Regions from separate parts of the Homo sapiens genome. Here region 1 is linked to region 2. A link is a contact called in ENCODE Hi-C or POLR2A ChIA-PET data. All regions are on one chromosome and are shown on one strand. Each heading gives the region's core, a stretch centred on a gene start or an enhancer-like site at or near the end of the contact. The rest is flanking DNA. Distances are from core to core; before and after follow the strand shown. Region 1 has its middle 12 kb from the start of ZNF592. Region 2 holds the start of RPS17 (ribosomal protein S17).

Region 1 (5,145 bases), core at 2,462-4,961, 2.2 Mb before region 2:
CAGGAGAATCACTTGAGACCAAGAGTTCAAGTCCAGCCTGGGCAACAAAGTGTGACCCCCTCCATCTCTTAAAAAAAAATTAAAAGGCCTGTGAGCACACCATTGCATTCCAGCAGAATTTGTATACGTGTGTATATATACATACACACACATAAATTTTTGAAAACTAAAAAACCAGTTGGGTACAGTAAGTCATATATATTTGTATACATACATACACACACACACACACACACACACACACAGATACATGCATACATGTTCCCAAAACATATATCGTTAATTTTAGTTCTTGTTTTCTTTACTAAAACAGTGTCATTTCCTATGTAATATCCTGGGATTTCTTTTTCACTTTTTGTGTTATATTGTTAAAATTCATCTCAGGCTTGATGCATATAGTTGCATTTATTTCTCGCGGCTGCTATAGACAATTCTAATGTGTGACTATACTAACTTTCATTTTTCCCATGCAACAGAAACTCTTGGTGGCCTGTATTCTTATCCTTGGCCTCTTAGCCCTGAATATATGGTGGCCAGTTTCATGGGAGCCTTCGCTTACAATTTCCGCTGCAAGTGTCAGGTCTTGGGCCTCTCCAATTTCTGTTTCAAGGCCTTTTCAAAGCCATAAGAGCCTACTCAGCCCTCTCACAGGCGTAGTCTGAAAGTAAAGAGAATTAACACAACCTTCAACCAGTGGCAGGTATGAGCCAAGGAATAAATGCCCCAGTCTCCTATCCTTCAGATGGACAATTCTAGGAGGCATTTTTTACACTTTTCAGAGGACTCCAAAAATCAATCACGCCCCCTGCGCTGGCTTTCCCTCCTACCCTACCTCACTCGTTCCTCTCCGTTAGACCTGTTGTCCTCCACACACATCATCAATTCCCAAATACACAACCTGCACCCAAGTCCTTGTCTCAGGCTCTGCTTTTGGGGAACCCAAACTAATACACCCGATTTCCCAATATTGAGCATTGGGTTGTTGCAGATTTCTGTTATTGCAAAAGTGCTACCAAAAACTTTCATGTAAAACCCAACGCTGCTCAAATGCGAGAATTTCTTTTTTTTTTTTTTTTTTTTTGAGACGGAGTCTCGCTCTGTCGCCCAGGCTGGAGTGCAGTGGCGCAATCTCAGCTCACTGCAAGCTCCGCCTCCCGGGTTCACGCCATTCTCCTGCCTCAGCCTCCCGAGTAGCTGGGACTACAGGCGCCCGCCACCACGCCCAGCTAATTTTTTGTATTTTTAGTAGAGACAGGGTTTCACCATGTTAGCCAGGATGGTCTGGATCTCCTGACCTCGTGATCCGCCCGCCTCGGCCTCCCAAAGTGCTGGGATTACAGGCGTGAGCCACCGCGCCCGGCCAATGCGAGAATTTCTTTTTCTTATTTACATAGAAATAGAATTGGTGGTCACAATTCTATTGTGAATGTTCAGCTTCACAAGATAATTTCCAGTTGTTTACCAAAGTGGTTTTGGGGTTTTGTTTTGTTCTGGTTTGATTTTTTTAAACCAATTTACACTTCTAACAACATTGTATATGAGATTCTCTTGATCCACATCCTCTCCAATGCAAGCTATTGTCAGATTTCTTCATTTTTGCCACTCAAATAGACATCAAATGGAATCTCACTGTGGTTTTGACTTGTACCTCTCTGATGATTAATGAAGTTGAATATATCTTTATATGTTTATTGACCATAAATGTTTCATATTCTGAGAAATGCCTTCTCATAGCTTTGTCCACTTTTTTCTATTGGTTCATTGTCCTTTCTTCCTTAATTTTACTATGTTTTTGACAGTTATGGGCTTTTTCTTTGAACTCAAGTGTTCAGAATTGAATTAATCATAATTTTCATGTAATGTGATTTTTTTCCCCTGGTTACAAAAGTAAAGCATGCATGTTATAAAAGAAACAGGTAAAGAGTGCAGACATGTTGAACATAGAAAGAAAAGTCTCCTTTACTCTCAGCTCCACCCCACCTCCAGGCAAGAATAACTCCCATGGACAATTTGTCATTCCATGTCTTTAGATTTTTGTTTTCACATCTCTCTCCCAAATTAGATTGATAGTCTCTCGAGGGTAAAGACTGTATTGTATTCATTTGTGTATTCCCACCCCTAGCATAATGCCTGGTTCAGATCAGGAATGAAATACATTATTGTTGAATGAACTGCTGAAAGACGAGTTAGAACATAGGCTTTGAAGTTAGAAGACTTTGGTTTGCCTGGGGCAGAGAATTCAAGCAGGAGAAAAATGGGAGTACTAGTAAAGTGTGTTGGGCTTTGATTACTGAAAGCCTTGGCTATTGGGCCAGAGTGTTTGATTTTTATGTTGGAGGCAGTGGGGTGAGGGCATTCAAGACTTTTTAGGTAGAGAAAATTATTTATTCATATATGTATGAATTATTCATATTTATATATATATATATTTGTTTGTTTGTTTGTTTGTTTGTTTTAGACAGAGTCTCACTCTGTTGCCCAGGCTGGAGTGCAGTGATGTGATTTTGGCCCACTGAAACCTCTGCCTCCCAGCTTCAAGTGATCCTCCCACCCGAGCCTTCCTACCAGCTGGGATTACAAGTGAGTGCAACTGCACCTGGCTAATTTTTGTATTTTTAGTAGAGATAGGGTTTCACCATGTTGGTCAGGCTGGTCTTGAACTCCTGACTGCAGGTGATCTGCCCGCCTCAGCCTACCAAAGTGCTGGGATTACAGGCATGAGCCACTGTGCCACCTGGCCTATTCTTATGTTTTTACCAGCAACAGAATTAAAATGAGACATTGACAATCTAGTCATCTACTGGCATTGTACAGGATGTGAGGCGGAGGAGAAGGGGGAAAATGAAACTGGAGACAGAAAAATGAATGAATCAAGCAGTTGTGGCCGAATGCGGTGGCTCACACCTGTAGTCCTAGCACTTTGAGAAACCAAAACAGGCAGATCACTTGAGGCCAGGAGTTCAAGACCAGGTTGGGCAACATGGCAAAACCGCATCTCTACAAAAAAATACAAAAAAAAAAAAAAATTAGCCAGGTGTGGTGGCGCACAGCTGTAGTCCCAGCTACTTGGGAGAATCCTTTGAGCCCAGGAGGTTGACCGAGTGAGACCCTGTCTCAAAAGAAAAAAAAAAAAAGTTATTAACTTGGTATGGACACAGACTCCTATGACAAACTCATGAGAACTGTGGCTTCTTTCAGAAAAGTAGCTATAAACCTAAGCCCCTACATTTTTTGAGAATCCCTGGATTAGTGTCTTTTTTTTTTTTTTTTTTTTTTAAGACAGAGTTTTGCTCTGTCGCCAGGCTACAGTGCAGTGGCATGATAGCTCACTGCAACCTCCACTTCTTGGGTTCAAGCGATTCTCATGCCTCAGCCTCCCGAGTAGTTGGGATTACAGGCACGTGCCACCACACCCAGCTAATTTTTGCATTTTTAGTAGAGGCAGGGTTTCACCATGTTGGCCGGGAAGGTCTCAATCTCCTGACCTCATGATCCGCCCGCCTCAGCCTCCCAAAGTACTGGGATTACAGGCGTGAGCCACTGTGCCCAGCCTAGTGAGTCATTCTAAGAGTGAAAGAATAAGAACTTGCAGCATGTATTTATTTAGTCAGACATATTTATTAATCCCCTACTATGTATGTGCAAGGCACTGAGCTGAGTGCTGGGAACAGACACCATCCAGTATGAGGCATGCATTATGGTATGACATAGTGGTCAAGGGCACAGACCCTAAGCCCAGTTCTCTGCCTTCAAACCCCTGCCGGGTGACCTTGTTTAATAAAGCAACTGTACTCCACTTCTGTTTTATAGGGACAATACTGACACCATCCTCATGGGCTGCTGTGAAGATTAAATGAATGCTTCATGAGAGCTTGGGCTTGATGGCAGAAATGAGGGAGGAGAGAGAGGGCAGTAACTATGCGGAGGGCGGATGAGGGCAAGGAAGAATTTTAAAGGATGACAAGATTTTAAAGTAAAGCAGGAGAGGCTGAAGGTGCATCAGTCATGATCTGTTCTGTCCCCTAAGGGGGGCCAAATGGTGGGAGGGGAGAGATCGAGAGCAAACGCAGAGAGGCTGGCTTTAGCTAGGAAGATACTTCCGCTTGTGAGCTGGAGGGGAGGAGTCAAGTGTGGGTGCAGGTGCTGACTCTGAAGTAACCGCAGGCAAGAGGGAAGGAATGTCACCAAGGGGGGAGGGGTGAGGAAAAAGGAAAAGTTGTAACACACTGTCTCAAAGAGGGGATCTAGGAAGATGCAAATGTCAGGGATTATTCAGGACTGGTGAGCTGATAAGGGATACTGATCTGCCTGGTTGGGTAACTTCTGGTGGTCATGGGAGCTACAGGAGAAAAGCATTAAAAAAAAAAAAAAGGTGGGGTGGGGGAAGTGGTGAGTGCAGAATGTCACAGTGGTGAAATCCGGAAGAATAGAGACAGGGGAGGCTGGCCATTGTGGCTCACGCCTGTAATCCAAACACTTTGGGAGGTCAAGGCAGGTGGATTGCTGGAGCCCAGGAGTTCAAGACCAGCCTGGGCAACATGGAGAAACCCAGTCTCAATAAAAAAATTAGCTGGGCATTGTGGCACATGCCTGTAGTCCCAGCTATTTGAGAGGCTGAGGTGGGAGGATTGCTTGAGCCCAGCAGGTGAAGGCTGCAGTGAACCATAATCGTGCCACTGCACTCCTGCCTGGGCGACAAAGTGAGACCCTATCTCAAATAAAAAAAGAAAAGAAAGAGTTGGCCGGGCACGGTAGCTCACACCTGTAATCCCACTGCTTTGGGAAGCCAAGGCAGGCGATCACCTGAGGTCAGGAGTTCAAGACCAGCCTGGCCAACGTGGTGAAACCCTATCTCTACTAAAAAATACAAAAATTAGCCGGGCATGGTGGTAGGCACCTATAATCCCAGCTATTTAGGAAGCTGAGGCAGGGAGAATTGCTTGAACCTGGGAGGCAGAGGTTGCAGTGAGCCAAGATCACGCCACTGCACTCCAGACTGGGCAACAGAGTGAGACTCTCTCTCAGAAAAAAAAAAAGCGGGGGGGGGATTTGCTGGATTTGCCAACCCACTGGTCTTTACTGAAGTATCTTAAGGGTCACTAAAGTGTCACAGCAGGTGACTCATGGCAGAGAAGAAAAGGGAGA
Region 2 (4,175 bases), core at 1-2,500:
AATCGCTTGAACTTGGGAGGCAGAGGTTGCAGTGAGCCGAGATCGCGCCACTGCACTCCAGCCTGGGCGACAGCAAGACTCCGTCTCAAAAACAAAAACAAAAACAAAAACCCTGATCTTTCACTTCGGGCCTGACAGCAGCTTGACTGGAAGTTTGCTCCCGCAGTTCTGAGATTCTGGCCTTTTCTTTTGTCCCATTGGTACTTTTTGCTGCCAGGGTTTCCTGTCCTTCAGGTTTCCATCCCCAATCAGTTGAGAGTCCGACTGGAGTACCCAAGGTGCGTTGAGGAATGAGGCACAGCCCTGGGCTTAACTCATCCAGCCTGGCCAGCTCAGCCTTCCCCTGTCAGGTGGGAGCCTAGGATTGCTGTCAGCCCAGGGAGCAGAGTTGGAAGAAGGGGGCAGGGCCCTACCTAGGCTGCGGCCCATCGGGGCAGCCTGCGCTGGTGGCTTCGGAAGGCCCTGGTTTGAGGATGGGTGCGGCAGGAACAGCCTGAAGATAGTGGATGGAGAAGGTACCTGAGGTGTTGGGAGCTCTGCTGGTGAGCTGGGCCCTTCACGTCAATGTTAGAGGTTGTTACGTGCTAGGCGCTGTTCAAGCACTGGGAATTAGCTAAACAAAATGACCATTACTGTCATGGAGCTCACCCCTAGTTGAGAAAAATAAGCCGAATCACACGGCAAGTGCTAGGAAATATAAGCAGGGATAGTGAGGGAGTTATTTTACCTAAGTTTGAAGGGAAAGCCCTCTGATAAGGCGACATTTGAGCAAAGGCCCGGAAGAAATGAGATACGTCTCGCCCAGTCGCACCCTGTCTCTACCTGACAAGTCTCCGGCCCGCGGACTGAGTGGGGGACCTGGGCGGCCGCCATCCCCCACTTCCTCATTGTTCCACGGCCCTGGATCGCCTTCTTTTCTCGGTCCTCCCGAGGACCGGATGCTTCTCCTCTCCCTGGCGTGTGTGGAAGAGATGGACGCTACGCTAGAGCACATCGCACGGGCGGTCCCATTAAAAATCAGATGGGGGAGAGAAGCGAGCCCAAGTCAACCGAGGGGAGCGGGGAGCGGAAAGGGAGGAGCCGTCGGGGGCGGGACAGACACCCTGCCCACCGGAGGGGCGCGCCACCGCCGCCCCCGCTCCACTCCGCCAGGGGGCGCTGTGTGGCTCCCGAGTAGGCTCAGAGCGACCGTGGCCGGGCGGAAGCGGCTTTCTGGCCTAAGCTTTAACAGGCTTCGCCTGTGCTTCCTGTTTCCTCTTTTACCAAGGACCCGCCAACATGGTAGGTGTTTTGGCTCGAGGCCGCCATCCTCCACAATCGTCCCCCATCTGCAGCTTCCCGCGGTCCTCAGCCCACAGAGAGGCCCTGGGCCGGGAAGGCGCAGAGCCCTGTCAGGCTGGAGCGCAACGGGCCGGCGGCTTCCGCATTAAGCCCGGCGCCCGGCACTGTTTAGCCGGGCCCTCTCCGGCTCAGCGCAGCCGGCGGTCCCCAACCACACCGGCCGGGGCTCGGCGCCGCACTCTTCCCAGAAGGTTGCGCTGGCTCGTGAGTGATCCTGTCCTCTCCACCCGCAGGGCCGCGTTCGCACCAAAACCGTGAAGAAGGCGGCCCGGGTCATCATAGAAAAGTACTACACGCGCCTGGGCAACGACTTCCACACGAACAAGCGCGTGTGCGAGGAGATCGCCATTATCCCCAGCAAAAAGCTCCGCAACAAGATAGCAGGGTGAGTCGGGCCTTCCTCGGCCTCCGGGGCTCCGCGATCTGTTTGTGTGCTCTGCCGCCCTCCGACTCGGGAAGAGACGGTGCCTTGGTGGTTTCGTTAGCCTGAGACTCCCTGGTGTCCCGGAGAAGGGCTAGAGCTCTGCGTGTGCAGGATTTCTGTTGTGAACTTAGGCCTGTGTCATGACTGGCCGCGGTGACCCTGGGTCGAAGGTAGCCACCGTCAGACCTCTTGCTTTGAAGCTACGTTGCTTTTAGTTGTCAACTTTTTTCTTTCTTTTTTTTCTTTTTTTTTTGAGACGGAATCTTGCCCTGGCGCCCAGGCTAGAGTGCAGTGGCGCCATCTCGGCTCACTGCAACCTCCGTCTCCCGGGTTCAAGCGATTGTCATGCCTCAGCCTTCCCAGTAGCTGGGATTAGAGGCACGTGCTACCACACTCGGCTAATTTTTGTATTTTTAGTAGACAACAGGGTTTCACAATGTTGACCAGGCTGGTCTCGAACACCTGACCTCAAGCGATCCGCCCGCCTCGGCCTCCCAAATTGCTGGGATTACAGGCGTGAGCCACCTCGCCCGGCTGGATGTCAACTTCTAATGCTTACTTCACAGTTGCAGTTACTGTTCGAGAGATTTATAGGCATATGGCCTGGAAGAATAGTGCCAAAGTCAACGTATTAATTGCCAAGTTATGTGAATTTGAAATTGGAAGAAAATGAAGGCTGTGAAGGGTCGTGAAACTGCGGGGCGGGGCGGGGCGAGTTGGGGGTGGGGCGCTTGATCATCATGAAGGAGAGTTTGAATAGAGAGTGAGAAACCAAGGGGAAGGAATGCTCAGGCCAGTGGAGGTTCTATGTGTAGGAGGTCCCAGGATAGTGAGTCCTCTTCCTTCTCACTGTGGAAAAGAACTAAAGCGGGTATTTATATATGCACATGTGCTCAGTACCAGGTGGGAGTTGATTTGTCTTCTCACTGTTCTCTTTGGCTGTGTGTGCTTTGTAGTTATGTCACGCATCTGATGAAGCGAATTCAGAGAGGCCCAGTAAGAGGTATCTCCATCAAGCTGCAGGAGGAGGAGAGAGAAAGGAGAGACAATTATGTTCCTGAGGTAAACTTTCTGGATATTTGGGCTTCTGGCTAATCCTCAAATGATAAAGCTATGGGTTCTTGGCTTCCAAAGGGACCTCAGCTGAATCTGAGACCTTTAATCCATACATTCCATAACCAGCTGTGGGTGCCCATAGGCCCCCTACCAGTTTCTTAGCCTCCATTCTGCTCTTCTGGAACCAGTTAAGTCTATTCCATATTTCATGAGAGCCCTTAATGTTGATTTGATGACTGCTGTCGTGGCTCGATTGTTTGCCCCTAATATAGTATTCTTTGGTGTAAACACAGACTTCAAGTGTTCTGAATACTGAATGAGGGCATGGGAAGGTAAGGCCAGAAGAACAGGTCATCGGGGTCTGTAATACTGTAAGAGACTGCTCACCTTGTGAGAGGAATGCTATCCTTGTGCAGCTCCTCTTCCCCATATTTAAGAACCTGGGGAGAGGAGGAGGAGAGGTGAGTGATAATCTCATTGATTGGTATTTTGACCCTACCTCGTTTCCTTGTAGGTCTCAGCCTTGGATCAGGAGATTATTGAAGTAGATCCTGACACTAAGGAAATGCTGAAGCTTTTGGTAAGTGTTTGCTGGATTCCTAAAGTGGTATTTTCCTGGTCAAAAACCATCAGTAGGTCTTATTATCCAAGGTCACCCAGCTAGTAAGTGGCAGAGTTGGGAATCCCATCTAAACTTGTAGCCACTAAACTGGACTGCTTTCATAAGGGGTGTAGCGGAAGTTGTGTGCATTGAGTTAGTTCGCCACAAGATCATGATTCCCAAATCTAGTGGCTTCCAGGACACCTTTTCTCTCTTGGCTGCTTCTGTTCTTGGTTTTATAGCTGGCTTACGTTGCCCCCTTTGTGTCAGCCCTGGCTGAATCTGCCTGCTTTTCTTCTGTGAAGGCATTCCTTTGGTGTCTCCATGCTAACCACTCAGAAATGAGCTTTGGTCCATTTCCAGGTACATACAAGGCACTACTTAGGTAGTTCACGAGTATCTTCATTGCACTTTGATGTTTTTTCTATGGCTTATCTTAGTCCTTTTGCATACTTGGGTGAAAGCATGGGCTTCATGGGCGGTTGGTGATTTTGAACAACTTCATTTTTCCTATTTTTATGGTCATTAAATGTTTAAGACACTCAAAAAGGTAGTAGCAAAATGAACTCACATGTACTTTCCCAGCTTCAGAAAAACATCACCAGTACAGCTACAGCCCCGCTGTGGGTCTTTTCTTCCTGAAATAACCACTGCGCTGAATGCAGCATTTTTGTTGAAACTAAAATGGGTTTCTGAGGACCAAATAGGACATGGAGTTCCAGGTATAAGTTGGGCCCTTGGCTTCTTGCCCTG

Evidence for each region. Hi-C counts contacts between places; a loop is a spot of excess contacts on that map. ChIA-PET counts read pairs that join two places held with the same protein, here RNA polymerase II (POLR2A). Pooled maps may share reads with other maps.
Region 1: a loop to region 2 is called in a pooled map, with 5 times the contacts of the local background. The contact joins the enhancer-like site here to the promoter of RPS17 in region 2. A Hi-C loop is called at or near these places in 2 of 50 pooled maps. POLR2A ChIA-PET finds 5 or more read pairs at or near these places in 2 of 52 experiments (HepG2 and activated naive CD4-positive, alpha-beta T cell).

Annotation. Positions count from the first base shown.
Region 1 is chr15:84,734,262-84,739,406 of GRCh38, reverse strand. No RefSeq gene overlaps it. Among named protein-coding and RNA genes, the nearest start is that of ZNF592, 12 kb to the left of the region's middle. RefSeq lists enhancers at 2,862-2,921, 4,202-4,291, 4,312-4,371, 4,878-5,145. Within about 2 kb of position 3,711, at least 23 of the 41 ENCODE cell types and tissues checked have a DNase peak (open chromatin) inside an H3K27ac peak, as active enhancers do.
Region 2 is chr15:82,537,532-82,541,706 of GRCh38, reverse strand. RPS17 (ribosomal protein S17) reads left to right here and starts at 1,250. Exons shown (of 5, transcript NM_001021.6): 1 at 1,250-1,281; 2 at 1,575-1,726; 3 at 2,722-2,827; 4 at 3,336-3,401. The coding sequence starts at 1,279. RefSeq lists an enhancer at 393-894 and silencers at 1,014-1,113, 1,124-1,243.